Linked DNA regions of Mus musculus: region 1 is linked to region 2. A link is a loop called in an ENCODE intact Hi-C map of the cell type or tissue named here. Cell type or tissue: left cerebral cortex. All regions are shown on one strand. Each heading gives the region's core, and the rest is flanking DNA. Links, peaks and the distances in the headings are about the cores only.

Region 1 (8,336 bases), core at 42-8,041, 510 kb after region 2:
TTCAAGTCAGCCATGGCTACATAGTGAGACTCTATATCAAAATCTCTCCCTGCAAAACAAAAAACAAACCTACGAAAAGAAAAAGAATGAGAGCTGAAAGATGGCTCAGTGGTTAAGAGCACTGACTGCTCTTGCAGAGGTCCTGAGTTCAATTCCCAGCAACCACATGGTGGCTCACAACCATCTGTAATAGGATCCAGTGGTGCCCTCTTCTGGTGCGTCTGAAGACAGCTACAGTGTACTTATATATAAAATAAATAAATCTTATAAAAAAACAAAAACAAAAACAGAGAATCCCACTACAAACCTAAAAAAAAAAAAAAAAAGAATGAAAAGTAATCAATTACTAAATAAAGCAAGAGGACCAGAGAGATAGCTCAATGGCTAAAAACACTTCTATTCTACTAGGCTGGGAGGTGGTGTTGAACACCACTACAAAGTTTTCAGGGATATCTAGAAAAAACATGTCAAAAAAAAAAAACCCAAAACACCCAACAACAATAAAGCCATCAAAAAATAAAAAAAACAACAACAACAAAAAAGCAAAACCAATTAACTAACCAACCGACCAAAATAACCCACTTCTGCTTTTCCAGAGGCCCTGGGTTCAGTTCCTAGCACTCACACAATGACTTGTCAAAAGGTCTAACTCCAGGTCCAGGGGATCTGACCCTCTTTTCTGACCTCCTCAAGCACTAAGGAAACATGTGGTGCACATACATACACATGCAGGCTATTCAGGCAAAACATTCACACATGGGCTGGAGAGACGGCTCAGTGGTTAAGAGCACTGACTACTCTTCCAGAGGTCCTGAGTTCAAGTCCCAGCAACCACATGGTGGCTCACAACCATCTGTAATGGGACTCAATGCCCTCTTGTGGTGTGTCTGAAGACAGCTACAGTGTACTCACATACATAAAATAAATAAATCTTAAAAAAACAAAACAAACAAAAAACCCATTCACACACATACAATAGGAAAAAAAAAGCTGGCTGTAATGGCACACATCTGAAATTCCAGTATTCTTACAACTAAATGGGAACTGGAAAAAGTGAATGGGCTGGCCAAATCCTATGTGTAACACACTGGAGCCAACAAGAGTGACCCCCCACCCCCATCCCCACACACCCATCTCAATAATGCAGAAGGAAAGACTGACAAAACTGTCCACTGAGCTCTATACACGGGCATGTACACCTGCATGTGTATGAGCACACAGACAGACACACACAACTAAACAAATTTAAAGGGGGAAAAAAAACAACAATAAACATTTTTCTTTTCTTTTTTTTGCAGTTCTGGAGATCAGACCTAAGTGCCTTCCATATACTAGGCACATGTTCAACCACTGAACTAGGTCCCTAGACCTATAAATGGATCATTATAAACATGTAAAATATATAGAATACATAGTAAGAAAAAATATAAAACTTGAAAATATGGCAAGATAAAATAAGCCCTGGGTTCATTGCCAGCACTGCAAAAATAAAGAAGTAAATATGTTTTTCAGACTCACTTTGCATTATTTGTCTCTGATTTTGGTAAACTAACCCCAAAAGCTAAATATAACTCAAGACAGCTTGAAAATCTGTTGTGTAGTTATCTATTCCCTTTGCATTTAAAGTGGTATTTGAGGTGTCTGTAGCACCTTTCTCTTGGCATTTAACACTCACAGGTCAAAGCCGTTGGGTATGATGTACGAGTCCCACCACTCAATCTCAGGGATATCGCCTTCCTTTAGCTCCTTTTTGGGAGCAATGAGGGCAAGTCTAGTCGAAGTATGAATGCCTGTTTTTCTAGCAGCTTGTGAAATCTCTGCTTGCAGCTTCTCCAATTGAGCCTAAGAGCAAGATCAAACAAGATAGGAAGGTAAGTTGGAGCAAAGGAAAGTTGTCGAGTTACAAATTTAATAACAAATTTAACCCTTATTAAATTCTAATACCTAATGTAATGAATTCACAACTTCTAAAGGATTTGAAAGATAAACTGCCTTATTTTTTACGCAGTTTACTTAGTCCTCTGACTCTTGTCTCTCCTTTCACTCATACTGTAGATATACATTAGTGGGATTCTACGAAAACCTCATTCTGAGAAGACAAAAGGGACTATTTAATTAACTACATTCAATCCAACTCTCCCAAGCACGTAGATTTTCTGTAGTAAATTCTAACATCAGGTTATCATTCATCAAAAGAAGTCAGGAAACTGGCTTTGAACTGTTTTCCTCAACTGTTGGTCAATGGGGAGTGCTCTATACAAGCAGAAAGCAGTCAGGAAGAGAAACCGAGTAAACAATAAATAGTCTAAGAATATAGCACTTAAACCAATTACACTGTTTTAAATTATGTTTCTATTTCCCAAAAATATGGACCTAAAAGTGTCTTTGTGTCAGCTTCTGAGCTTCTAAATTACCTTTGTCCGTAATCGTTGAGCAATTTTCTCAAATTTGCCCTTGTCATGGAATTTAAAAGTGCGTCTTTGGCGCTGGGAAGGGGCAATTGAGACTCGGGGGTCAAAAAAGGTATTAGACTCCATGTCTTCTGATGGCTTTTCTTTTAGCTGCTGCTTGAACTGTTCCCTCTTCACAGCCCGAATGTTTGCCTTCAGGGTGGGCATGCGATGTGTGAGCTCCACCTCCTTGCCTGTCGCATCCACAGTGCGGCCTTGCTCGTCCAGGATCAATGGGGTAGGCTTAGTTTGGTCTTTTAACTCTACTTTCCTGAAAAAACAAAACATCCCTCAGAGAAATAAATCCTACATAGAACCTTGAAGCAAGGAAAACCCAACAGAAAACAAAAGGAGTCAAAATTATCAAAGACAACTGTAAATTAACCTTAGGGAAGGCAATCTTGTCAGTGCTTTATAAAATCTCCATTAAAAAAAAAAATCAGAGTAAGGGGACAGTTAGGAGTGCTGGATACTCTAGCAGAGGACCTGGGTTTGAGTTTCAGCTCCCACTTGGGGCTTGCAGCTGTCTGTAACTTGAGTTCTAGGGAATCCTATGCCTCTTTCCGACCTCTGATGACACTATTTACCCATGACCTACACAGATATACCTGCAGGAAAATATTCATACACATAAAATAAATAAATCTTGAAACAACAACAACAAAACAGTAAAAAAAAAAAACAAAAACCAAAACCAATGTAAATTAGTTCTGCTTTTTAGCTAAGAGTTAATATAAAACATCAAACCAGGCTGAAGATATATCTCAGTATTGGCTAAGGATATAACTCACTCAGTATTAGAGCATTTGTACAGAATATTCAAGTTCATGGGTTACCATAAAAAATACATCAAATTAAGTACTTAGATACAGGGCATAATCTAACGAAATTAATTCTAAAATCATACTTTTTTTTTCCTCCTGGCTATCCTGGAACTTACAGGATATAGACCAGATTATGTAGACCAAGCAGACCAGCCTCAAACTCAGAGATTCCCTGCCTCTGCCTCTGCTTCATAAGTACTGAAATTATATGTGCCACCACTACCACTTGGCCATTATCTAATCTTATTTTATTCCCAAATTCTTCTCTTTTTTTCAAAATTTATTTTCAAGTCCTCTAGAACCGGACTTACAGATGGCTGTTAGCCAACCTGTGGGTGCTGGGAACCAAACCTTGGTCCTCTGGAATAGCAGCAAGTGTTCTTAACTACTTAGCCACCTTTCCACCCCTACCCTCACCCCTGCTTCTTTTGTTGTTATTTCACGTGCACTGGTGTTTTGCCTACATGTATGTCTATGTAAGTGTGTTGAATCCTGCAGAACTGGAGTTACAAACAATTGTGAGCTACCATGTGGATACTAGGAATTGAACCTGAATCCTTTGGAAGAGCAGCCAGTAGTTTAACCATTGAACCATCTTCCAGGTCATTTCCCTCCACCCCCACCCCTTTTGTGGTGGTTCAAGAGTCTGAGAGCCCAAGGCCTCCTGCATACTAGGCAGATGTTCTACCACTGGGATGCATGGGAAGCAACTCTATCATCTGTTCCTAAGTTCTTGAATTAGTCTTGGGATGCCAGAACAATCACAAACGAGACAGGGTCTTGCTATGTAGTTCTGACTTGCTAAGAACTTGTTAGGTAGACTAGTCTAGATTCATATTTACCTCACTACTCTTGCTTCTCCCTCCTGAGTAACAGAGTTGCAGACATGTACCACCATGTGCCACCCATCTAACATATGGTCTCGACCAATACTGGTTAATGGCTGAAGCTCTTAAGTAATAAGCCAAGAAATCTGATTCTATTCTTACCTCCATTATTAAGTGAAAAGTATTATTTTAGTTCTATCAGTTATAAGCAGACAACAAACTACAATAAAGCCAAAAAATGTAACTGAATTAAAATCATTTATTAAAAATAGGAAACTTGCCAGGCGGTGGTGGCGCACGCCTTTAATCCCAGCACTTGGGAGGCAGAGACAGGTGGATTTCTGAGTTCGAGGCCAGCCTGGTCTACAAAGTGAGTTCCAGGACAGCCAAGACTATACAGAGAAACCCTGTCTCGAAAAACCAAAAAAAGAAAGGGAAACTTTTAAGAAATTATTTAATGTTCTTTGAGTTTAAAAAAGTCAGTAACGGGCTAGAGAGATGGCTCAGTAGTTAAGAGCACTGACTGCTCTTCCAGAGGTTCTGAGTTCAATTCCCAGCAACCACATGGTGGCTTACAACCATCTGTAATGGGATCCACTGCCCTCTTCTGGTGTTTCTGAAGACAGGACAGTGTACTCGTACATAAAATAAATAAAATAAATACGTCTTTTAAAAAAAAGTTAGTAATATTCAAGTAAATTACCTTTAAATAACTACCCCAGAACTTTTAGAAGTGATATGGGACTGTGTGAAAGATACTCACGGTGGAGCTATGCCCATGGCATGGAGATTAGCTAGGCCCACCATGTTGGCATTGCCAATAAGCCCTGGCTTCAACGCCAGCTGGGCCTGGATTCGGGCTTGCAGCTCGGCAGCTTTCCTCGCCTTCTCAATGGCATCGTTCATAAAGGTAGCGGCCTGGGAGGGCTGAATAGTGTTGCCGATGGGAAGTCGCTCTGGTTGGGAAGAAGAAGGTGTCTTTGGCTATAAGACAAGAGATTAAAAGAAATCAGAGAGTGTGTGATAGGCATACAGATACATACACAGCATGGCAGATTATGGTGGACAACTGGAGCCCTTTCCGGCCTCTCATGTGGATGAATGACAACAACCTTGTGCTAACTCTTCTTTTCCGAGCAATCAGGCACCATACCTGAGGTGCAGGGGGGCTGATGAAGCTCAGCTGTTTTTTCCGTTCCTCGATTTGTCGTGTTGCTGCTTCCATCATCTGTTTGATCTGTTCTCCAGAGGGAAAAGGTGGAAAAGATTATTTCCTCCCATAAATGTTCCTAAATTAAAAAGCATTCAGTTCTAGAGACCTAAAAGATTGTGAATGTCTCCACAATAAATATATTATCTATACCATAGACAAGAAAATTTGCTAAAGATAAGCCTATACCCTTAAGCACTAGAATTTTTCAATCTTTTCCCCCCATGTTAGGATTGATATATTAGGTAGTATATGTGACTGAGACTCAGACAATATGAGGTTAGAACTGTACCACACTTTCTGCCTGTATTTCTTTGGATAAGGCATTAATACCTTAACCTCTCATCAATCTAAAAGAGGGGAAGCAGTACATGCACACTTCCTAACATTCATTCCTACATTCAAGTGGACAGGGAGGCTGTAGAGATGGTTCACAGCTAAAGCACCAATCACTCTTGTTTAGGACCTGAGTTCAGGTCCCAGCATCCATATGGTGGCTCACAACCATCTCTAACCAGTTCTAGGGTATCTGATACTTCTAACTCCCACAGGTTCCTGCATGCACATAAAAATTCATACTATGTTTAAAAATCATGGTTATCAGCCAGGCATGGTAGCATACACCTTTAATCTCAGCACTTGGGAAGCACTAGCAGGCAGATCTGAGTCTGAGGCCAGCTAGGGTAACAGCAAGACTTTGTCTTTAAAAATGTTAATGATCATGTTATCAGCCCCTGAATTCCTACTGTAGGTATGCATGGGCAATGGTGCAAGGCCTCTTTCGATGCTTGTTATGTTCTAACGAAGAGCAGAAAGAAGCTCTAAAGATATAGTCAAGCTAAGTGCTATCATTTCATTTCATTTTCCAACATTGATGAGGCAGACAACTGGGCAAACGATGAAGTAACACACTAGGTGCTCAATAAATACAGTGTCAATAATCCTTAGCTGGGCTACTTCTGATCAAACCAAAGACTGCTAAAATATAAAGGAAAAAGTAAAACTTCCTCAAATGGTTAACACAAACTCAAATCATGATCACTGTGAGCCTGGTGCCACAACTCACAAAATCCCTTTGCTTCTTTTAACTAACCTGGAGCTTTGTTAGCATGCCAGGGCTTTCTGATGGAGGTCCAGGGATCACCTCTGGCTCCTCTTCTACCTCCTCAAAACGGGGTATCCGCCGCTTCTTTACCCCCGATGATTCCTTTGAGATCTCAGAGTCATCACCAAACACCTCCTAAAGGAACCCAAGATGAAAGAAGAATTGCACCCCTCCCTAGGGGAAAGGAACAACCATCCCAACCCTACCAGCATCCTGTGGTTTCCCAGGGGATATGACAACCTTTCAAATAACTACTTGCAAGAAGCAGGGTCTCTAGATACTCCTCCAAGTGGACCATCTCACCCAACTTCATCATTCTCTTACCCCACTCAAGCAAATTTCATTCCCATGTTCTGATAAGTTTTCCCATCTCAAGATCTTTGCCAGTGCTACTGCCTACATTTGTAATGCTCTTCCTCCTTCCCACAAATCCTGTCTAAAACTCACCTCCTCCAGGAAGTTCTCCTCATCATCTCATCCCACTCTGATCCAACTGTTCTTTCACATCCTCTCAGCACTTAGAGCTCGGCTCATATTAGACCACATTATACTGCTGACACTGTTTGCCACGTGTTAGGTAGACTTTCTCCCAATTAAAATCTAAGTTCTTCCAGAAAAGAGGCTTGTTCTTGTTTAGTATTCCCCAATAACATTTTCTTCTTATCATACAATGGGAACTCAAATATGTTGACTAATTTGCAAAATGAATTTAATAGGACCAAGAGTGGCCAACTGGAAGGGACAATGGGAAAAAGCAAATGTACACACCGGTGGTAGGCTTTGGGTGACATCCCCTCTTCACTAGGAGGGCTCGTGTTTTGCAAGGACATATCCTCAGCCAGGGGCGAGCGCTTCCTGGAACTCCTACAGTTCAAGAAAAAGGACTCTCCCATAATATATTGTGTGGAGTGGGGACTTGAATGGACCAAAAATGGGACCCATATCCCATGCTATCTAGATATCTCCCTCAAGAAACCATTCCTACTATCCCACCCCATGTAGTTAGTCCATTCACAGCCTGAGCTTGGCCTTCACAGCAGCATGTACTATTGTAACACAACCCTCACTGTGTTGATCTGTACAGTACGTGTCTAATCCTCTCCTCTTAAGTTTAACACAAGTCTGAAATTCTGTAACCAGTTGCAAATGTATACAAAACTGCTACTCACATTTTGTAACCTGTGACTGATTTCTTGCAACTCCTCACTCCTAAATATCAAACTACTTAAGTCAAGAACTAAGTCTGCTTTCTCTGATCACTCTATAATGTTCAAAAAACAAAAGGGATAGGAATTTCTATTTTTCTTGGTCATATAGCATGGCTACAGACCCCAAGCAGACACTGCTTCTTTTTTTGTGTGTATCTCAGGAAAAGCAACTGATATGCAAGGTATCAAAAGCACTTTAGAGCTGGGTATGATGATGGTACATGCTTAGAATCTCAGCACTCAGGAGGCCGGGCCAGGAGAACCTCTGAGCTTGAAGACAACCTGGGCTTGGTAGCAAGATCTGGTCTCAAAAATCCAAAACAAGGGCTGGAGAGATGATTTGGAGGTTAAGAGTGAGCGCTGTCTTCCAGGAACAAGAGTTTGTTCCCAGCAACTATGTAGTGGCTCACAACTCCTTGTAACTCAAACCCCAGGGGATCTGACACCCTCTTCTGACCTTTGTGGGCACCTGTGTGCATACATATAATATACATAAATAAAAATTTTAAAATGAGTCTTTAAGAACGATTCATAAGCAAAAGAAAACTTACTGAAAACAGACAACCTGATCATGTTGGTACACACATATAATCCTAGCATTTGGGCACATCAGTTCTAGGAAAGCCTGAGCTAGCTATATATAGTAAGACCTTATCTCAGAACCGACCAACCAAAAATCCAAGAGAGCCAAAGGGAAGCGAGATAGAGAAAC
Region 2 (8,336 bases), core at 235-8,234:
TCTGAACCGCTGTTGCCATCTTCCTGGTCCTTCATATCTACCCCACTGCTGTCAGAGGAAGTGGGGACATCACTCTCATATCCTTCCTTGAAGTTCTCCACACTTTCAATGTGGTCCAGATTTGCAAAGTACTCATCACCCATCTCCAGGCCTTCTTTGTCTGCAAAGTCATCTGTCAGGATTTTGCCTGAGAATCAAGAGAATTGATGGTCTTCATCAGTACTACACCCACCAGCAGGGTAAATCTATTATATGCTTACTTTGCCACCTTTGCCTCTGACATTAAGTCAATGTCACTGCAGCTTGTTGCTTTGCCCTTCCCAATTTTTTTTTTTCTTTTTTCTTTTGTTTACCTCCTTGGTACTTCCTGGGTTAAAATATCTCTCGGAGAAAATAATACAATTAAATGATGTCTCTCACTGAAAGAAACATCAATAGCCAAAATCTGATTCCCTTCTACTGTTTAAGAAGTACCTTTGCCCCTCTCTGGTCCTACCTATTCAGGTATATATCACTTATCATGTCCTTTATAGAAGAGATTCCCACCTCCTCTTATTCCCAGTTCAACTGTCAAACACTTTATGCATCCATCCATCCTTTCTTTTTTTTAATGTTAGGGAGTGATCCAGCACCTCCTGAAAACTAAGCATGCATTGTTCTCCTGAGCTACATTTCCACTCCTCAAACACTGTTTTGTTTTGTTTTTTTTTTGTGAGGTAAAATCTAACTCTGTAGCCCAGGTTATCTCCTACTCTTAAAGTTTTCTGTTTTCATCTTCTGAGTGCTTGGATTATAGACATGTGCTACCATACCCACTAACACTTTGCTATGTTCAACTTTTCCTTGACCTTCCATGTCCCAAACCTCATAGGGTAAAACCCCTTTTTTAATCACTAACCTGCATAAATGCAGACAAAAGAGCCTTTGGCAATATCATCCAAGCAGCGGATACCCCAGCCCTTGTTCTGTGTCTTAAACAGCTGTAGTCGAACCTGCAGACCATGCTGCACCAACCGATTTGTGCACATGTTTGGGTCACAATTGCAGCGTTTGTTACACTCATAAACCCTGGGAGGTTAGAATACAGTCAATGACACAGTTACTGATAGACTTAAATCTCTAACACATGTCACAAGCAAAGATCATCAAGTAGGTAGTGACCCGAGATAGTGGATTTTTGGAGTGATTCCTCTATCCTCTTGGACTCATGTGAAAATAAAGACCAAGAACATAATTCAGAAGGCAAAGTGTTTCACAATATTCACAGTAATACTGTAGATAATAAGTGACAGAGTGCCTAACCCCTGGAGAAAGGATTAGCAAACAATGAGGTGATTCAGACTGCAGATGTAAGTTTATAGGTTGTCTCAGTTGATACAAGTAGGGAAGCTGGTGAGCCAGCTTATTGGGTAAAAGCACTTTTCACCAAGACTGATGACCTAAGTTCAACCTCTGGAGGCCACAAGGTAGAAGGAGAGAACCAATTCCTCCAAGCTGTCTTCTGATCTATGCACACCTGCCCCCACCCCATGAATGTAATAAAAAACTGACATCTAGAAACAGATACAGAAGAAAAGCAGAAGCCAGATTATATATACCAAAAGGAAATAGATAAGAAAATTATAATAATATTGGTACAATTCTTTTGTTAGCATAAAGCTGATACTCTTTCAGAAAACATTTTTTTAGGGTGGGGGTTGGCTTACTTTTTTTTTTTGAGACAGGGCCATCTGGAACTCACTACATAGACTAGGCTTGCCTAGAACCCAGACAGTAACTTATCTCTACCTTCCAAATGCTAGGATTAAAGGCATGTGCCAATACGTTGTTTTCAATAAACATTTATTTAACAAGAGTTGTGTTAACCGGCAGTGGTGGCGCACGCCTTTAATCCCAGCACTTGGGAAGAAGAGGCAGGCAGATCCTGAGTTTGAGGCCTGGTTTACAGAGTCCAGGACAGCCAGGGTTATACAGCGAAACCCTATCTCGAGAAGAAAAAAAAAAAAAACAAAAAAAAAACAAACAACTAAAAAGTTGTGTTCAAACATTGGGAATGCACAAAGAAAAGGATCATAGTAATTTTGACCTCATATTACCAATTCAACAACTGAAGAAAAGAGAAAATATGTGAGACAGATGCAGGTGATCTGAGTTCAATGCCAGCCTGGTCAACACACTTGAGTTCTATAGCACAGTGAAGGCTACAAAGAGAGATCCTGTCTCAAAACTGTGAAAATATAATATAAAACAAAACTTCCTGATAAAAAGTACAAATACTTGCCAGTTGTTGCTGGTGTATACCTTTAATCCCAGCATTCTGGAGGCAGAGGCAGAGGCTAACACTCTAAACAGCCAAGACTACACAGAGAAACCCTGAGGGGGAAGGAAGGGAGGTAAAGAGAAAAGACGTAGTATATTGATCTCTGATTTACATATGCACTACCATCAGACTACACAGATCCACGAGGGCAGGGGATGTAGCTTAGTTATGTAATGTGTGTGCAAGACCCTGAATTAGATCCTAGCACTGCATACACTGGTGATGGTGGTAAATTCCTGAAAGCCCAGAATTTAGGTGGTGAATGCAGGAGTTTCAGAAACTCAAGGCCATCCTTGGCAACACTGAGAATTCAAAGTCAACCAGGGCTATCTGAGAACCTGTCTCAAAATACAAGGGGCTGGAGAGATGGCTCAGCAGTTAGGATCACTTGTTGCTCTTACAGAGGACCTGGGTTCAGTTCACAGCATTCAGATAGTAGCTTAGAACCATTTGTAAACCCAATTCCAGGGGATCCAAAAGGCATACACATAGTGCATATACATGCGTGTATGTAAGACATACATGCAAAGTAAGAGTAAATCTAAAACAATTCAACAATAAAATAAAAATAAAGATTAATTTTCTACCCCAACTTTAGAAAGGACTGTTGAGGTTCCTGGGTTTGACTGCCAGCACCACAAAAATAAGTAAAAAGAAAAATAAAACAACACAAAACATGGAGTGGGATTACTGTGAGATACACAGACAAAAATGCATTAACAGGACTAAAGTTTGAGCAATTTGCAGAAACTGAGTATCACACATCAGCACCTCTCCTGGGTACTGCTTTACTGTGTGCATCCTTAAAAGCCTATTCGGGGTGTGGGGGGGCTGGCTGGCTGGAGAGATGGCTCAGTGGTTAAGAGCATGGACTACTGTTCCAGAGGTCCTGAGTTCAATTCCCAGCAACCACATGGTGGCTCACAACCATCTGTAATGAGATCTGATGCCCTCTTCTGGTGTGTCTAAAGAGAGCAACAGTGTACTCATATACATAAAATAAATAAATCTAAAGATGTGGCCACTATCCCTGGCCATGTCAAATTAAAAAAAAAAAAAAAAAAAAAAGCCAATTGGGTATAGTGGTGCATGCCTTTAATCTCAGCACTACATAGTGAATTCTAGGCCATACCTAGGGAAAGCCTATTGGGAATTAGGGGGCTATTCATATTTGTTATCAGCACAGGAAGCCATCAGAGTAACTATACTAAGTATCATTTATTCATTCCTTAAAATGTCTTTCAGTGGCTACTCTGTAACACTGCACTAGGTAGTGGGATGGGGGTGGGGTGGGGATTGGATAAAATGTAAGCTTATATTAATGTGAAAAAAAGATCCCACAATTGAGTCAAGGAAGTTGTTAGAAATACTTATAAAAAGTACAATTGTGGTGCTGTAAAAGAGAACGAGAGAGTGAAAACAGAGTATATACTATGTGTGTGTTAAATGCCTAGAATTCCAACACTTGAGGTAGACACAGAAGAATGAAGAATTCAAAGTTACCACTGGCTATACAGTGAGATGGAAGCTGGTTTAGCAATGGAGGCCATGTCCAACAAACAAAACAAACTCCCAGGGGAAAAGGCCTACTTTTCAAGTACCCAGGGACAGGTTGAAGACTGGAGACTGAAACTGAGAGATCAAGGTTAAAGCCAGCCAAACAAAAGCAGTGGAGGGTGCCAAGAACACATCTCCTGCACAAAACCACCAGAGGTAGGCTAAAAAAAAAAAAAAAAAAAAAAAAAAACACAGCGTGAAATGGATCTAGGAAGTAATGGATATAAACACACTTCAAACAACTTTAGAGGGAGAGAAGTAGGCTAGAGAGTACAGTGTTTTCCAAGTCAAAGGTTAGAATGAAATCAATGTGTATTGGGGAACTAATAGTTTTAAATATGAGTGACATATATTTATACTTATTCAGAAATATTTTTGCTAGATATATATTTCTGCAGGCTTGTAATTCTAGCACTTGGGAGACCAAGCTAGGTAGATAGCAAGTTTCAACGACAGCCCTAGACTAAAGATGGAGAACTTGTCTAAAAAAAGAACTGAAGTCTTTTTCTGTTTTTTTTTTTTAATTAATTATTTTTTTTTATATGAGTACACTGTAGTTGTCTTCAGACACACCAGAAGAGTGCATCGGATTCTACTACAGATGGTTGTGAGCCACAATGTGATTGCTGGGAATTGAACTCAGGACCTTTGGAAGAGTTGTCAGTGCTCTTAACCTCTGAGCCATCTCTCCAGCCCCCCTTTTATTTTTTAAAGAGAGAAGGTAAAGTCTGTTTCTTGTAGTGTAGGACTGGATATGTAGTTAAATGGTAGTCATTTTTTTTAAAGTTTAGCAAAAATTATTTTATTTATTTCATGTATGTGGGCATTCTGTCGCTATCTTCACACACCAGAAGAGGTCATCGGATCCCCAATACAGATGGTTGTGAGTCACCAGGTGGTTGCTGGGAATTGAACTCAGGACCTCAAGAAGATGCTCTTAACTGCTGAGCCATCTCTCCAGCCCCCTAAGTGGTAATCTTAAGTTACTTTTCTCTTGCTACAAACATACACCTCAACATATAAAAGAAAGCATCTGGGGCTGGAGAGATGAGTCAGTGGTTAAGAGCACTGATTGCTCTTCCAGAGGTCCTGAGCAAAATGTACTCATATAAATAAAATATATAAATCTTTTTTTTTTTTTTTGCAGCTGAGTCCACCACCATTATGTTGTGGGGCATGGCACTGGAGCAGTAGCTGAGAGCTTACATCAGGCAGAGAGAAAACACTAACTAGAATAGCATGGGTTTTTAACACCTCACCACCCCTAGTGACATATCTTCTCCAACAAGGCCACATCTAATCCTTAACAAACAGTTCCACCAAAGATTGGAACCTGTGGTAAACATTCACATTCAAAACACTGAACAAGGCTTTGGGTTCTATCCCTAACTCAAAACCAGAGACAACAAAAGCAAAACTAACTAATAACCAAAGATTTCCTATAAACCAGGCTGTCCTGGAACTCACAGAGATCTGCCTGCCTCTGCCTCCTCAGTGCTAGGATGAAAGGCCATGAGCAGCAGTCCAATTTGTATTTTGATTTAAAAATGTCTATGTTTTTTATATGTTTCCTCCTCTAGAATGGTGTGATTTCAGGAGGCCTTATAGGTATGTACTACACATATTCAGTACTGTGGATCAAACCTACTGCTACATGAACACTAGGCAAGCACTGCATTAAGCTATACTCTCAACATTTTTCTTTTCTTTCTCTATTTTTTTTAAGCTCTTCTGGACAGGATCTCATTTCATGTAACACAGGCTGCCCTGTCTTTGGATCAGCTGCACAGGCAAAGGTGGCTTTGTATTTTTTCTTTTAAAAAGATTTATCTACTTTATGTATATGAGTACACTGTCACTGTCTTCAGACACACCAGATCCCATTACAGATGGTTGTGAACCACCATGTGGTTTCTGGGAATTGAACTTGGGACCTCTGGAAGAACAGTCAGTGCTCTTAACCACTGAGCCATCTCACCAGCACAGCTTGGTCTTGATCCTGACAATACTCTTGAGTTTTGGATTAACAGGCATGCACAACCATCCCTGACCTGTGTTGTTGTTTGTTGTAGCTTGGGCTGGCCTTGAATTTGCCATTATTTTGCTTTAGCCTTCTAAGCATTAGGATTATAGTATAAGTGTGTGCTGTCATACCTGGCTTGGGAATATTTTTCAATTATGTAAGGAAGTTAGGCAGTAGAAATGCCTTTACTCCCAGCACTAGGAAGGCAGATCTCTACCTCAAAACACCAAAACCAAAACAAGATAGGATGATAGGTACATACTACCAGTCAGCTGTTCTCTGCTTTGTTTTCTCTATGTTCAACGCAAATTAACTAATTCCCCAACAGTCTAAATCTCCTCTCAAGTTTGCCATGAACTCATCTTCCCAGGAAGCCACCCCAGCAGTTATCTGTCCTACTTGAGCACTGCTGGGTCTCCACATGAAGTGCCATGTGACCCTGTGAGACCGTCCCCTCAGCAGCATATTTGACATTTCCTTCATTTGTCCTTTTGGTTGGGTCTACTGTTTTCTGGATCACATGCTTTCCTGATTAACTTTCCTCTATGTGGTTGTTGAGAATTTAACCTCAGTCCTCTGGAAGAGAAGGTAGTGCTCTTAACCACTGAGCTATCTCTCCAGCCCCTAGTCATGTTTGTTTCTCTTTGACAGAAACAGATTGCATATGTAGCTCTGACTGTCCTAAAACTCACTAGGTAGACCAGGTTGGCTTTCAGCTTCCAAAGATACTTCAGTGTATGCTTCCTGAATTCTGAGATTATAGATTCTCACCCACTGCACCCACACGCATCAACACAAACACAGCTGAGTACAGTGCTCTAGAAGGAAGCCCTGGAACTGGAGGGACAGAGTCTCATGTACCCAGGTTGACTTGATATTACTATGAGGCTGAGGATGAACTCACACTTCAGATCCTCCAGTCTCCATGTCTACAACCAGTTTATTTTGTGCTGGTGTTGGAACCCAAGACTCTGTGGACACTAGGCAATCATTCTATTAAGCTATATACCATAACCTTTGATTCTCCTTTTTGTTTGTTTTTCGAGACAGGGTTTCTCTGTATAGTCCTGGCTGTCCTGGAACTCACTGTGTAGACCAGGCTGGCCTCGAACTCAGAAATCTGCCTGCCTCTGCCTCCCGAGTGCTGGGATTAAAGGTGTACACCACCACTGCCCGGCGATTCTCTTTTTTCAAAACAAGGCTTTTCTGTGTATTCTTGGCTGTCCTGGAACTTGCTTAGTAGACAGAGTTCCATGTGCCTCTGCATCTAGAATGCTTCAAGTAAAGGTGTTTACAATCACCACCTGGCTCTAATTATGTCTTAGTGGGAATCTATTTTGGTTTATTATGCTGAGAACTGAACCCAGGGCCTCATACAGGATGGGCAAGTGCTCTATCACCAAGCTACACCTCCAGAGTAAGCATACCTTTCAATTTAAAGGTAGACCCTTTGATTATGAAAAATGAAGTAATCTTATGTATGTTTTTCCCTTTCCCTGTACACTCAAGGACTGGGTTCTTATTCCATGTATAGTTTGCCGGACTATTTTCCATTCTCACTCTATTTCTTCTTTCAAACTTGTCCTGAGTCTCAGATATTGATGCAAACCCCAAATACGGCATTCATTCAAATTTATTGTTTCTCTACTTAGGACTCCCAGGTCTTTTTGTCTAGCCCTTAACTTTGCTCCAGAAATCTTTTTTATCTATTTGTTTTTAATGTTCTCAAATGTTAAACAGGCTAGTCTTGGACTCACAGAGGTCTGCCTCTGCCTCTGGGAATACTGATTTAATGATTTATGCACCACCATGTACATCCTGCTCCAGAAATGTTACCATCTTCTTCACATTTGTATTTGGACTGCCTAATTTAATATGGCTGAAAACAAGGTGAAACCACACTCAGCTGTGCACCTTTTGGTTTTCCAACTCAGCATCAATGACCAGTTGTTTCCTCAAGCCAAACATCTGGGAACTGTCCTCCATTCTACTTCTTTCATTCCACTCTCTAGTCGTTTATCAAGTTCTATATGTTACTGTGCATGATGGCACACACCTTTAATCCCAGCACTCAGGGGGCAAAGCAGGTAGACCTCTGAGTTTGAGGTCATTCAGGCCTACAAAGTGAATTCCAGGAAGCCAGAGCTACACAGAGAAACACTATCTTGAAAAACCAACCAATCAACCAACAAAATTTCTCTATATAGCTGTACTTTCTAATGCACCCAATAGCTCTCATTTATTACTTCATTCTTGGTGCATATTAACCATGCCCTCTGTTGGGCTACACACCCATCCCTATCCTCCTTAATTTCTACTGTCATTTCCATTCTAGTGCAAGGCCTACCTCCCATTACTTCTCATGTATTCTCTTAAAATTACCTAATTGGTCTTTGAAATCTTTGAAATTCTGTTTTTTCCTGATCTAAGACATAT

Evidence for each region. Hi-C counts contacts between places; a loop is a spot of excess contacts. Peaks named below come from ENCODE experiments on the same cell type or tissue, not always from the same donor. Only the 100,000 strongest peaks of a DNase experiment are listed, where the experiment ranks them.
Region 1: it touches region 2 in a loop (6-fold over the local background); 14 of 42 quality-filtered maps call a loop at or near these places.

Annotation. Positions count from the first base shown.
Region 1 is chr3:95,842,511-95,850,846 of GRCm38, forward strand. Prpf3 (pre-mRNA processing factor 3) reads right to left here. Exons shown (of 16, transcript NM_001316751.2): 4 at 6,405-6,551; 5 at 5,255-5,338; 6 at 4,865-5,085; 7 at 2,415-2,721; 8 at 1,676-1,842. Among named protein-coding and RNA genes, the nearest start is that of Prpf3, 9.2 kb to the right of the region's middle. In left cerebral cortex, for the core only: a CTCF peak has its summit at 203 (motif pointing left); no DNase peak of the experiment used is centred there.
Region 2 is chr3:95,327,650-95,335,985 of GRCm38, forward strand. Setdb1 (SET domain, bifurcated 1) reads right to left here. Exons shown (of 22, transcript NM_018877.3): 15 at 899-1,068; 16 at 1-187. Among named protein-coding and RNA genes, the nearest start is that of Cers2, 17 kb to the left of the region's middle. In left cerebral cortex, for the core only: a CTCF peak has its summit at 3,291 (motif pointing left); no DNase peak of the experiment used is centred there.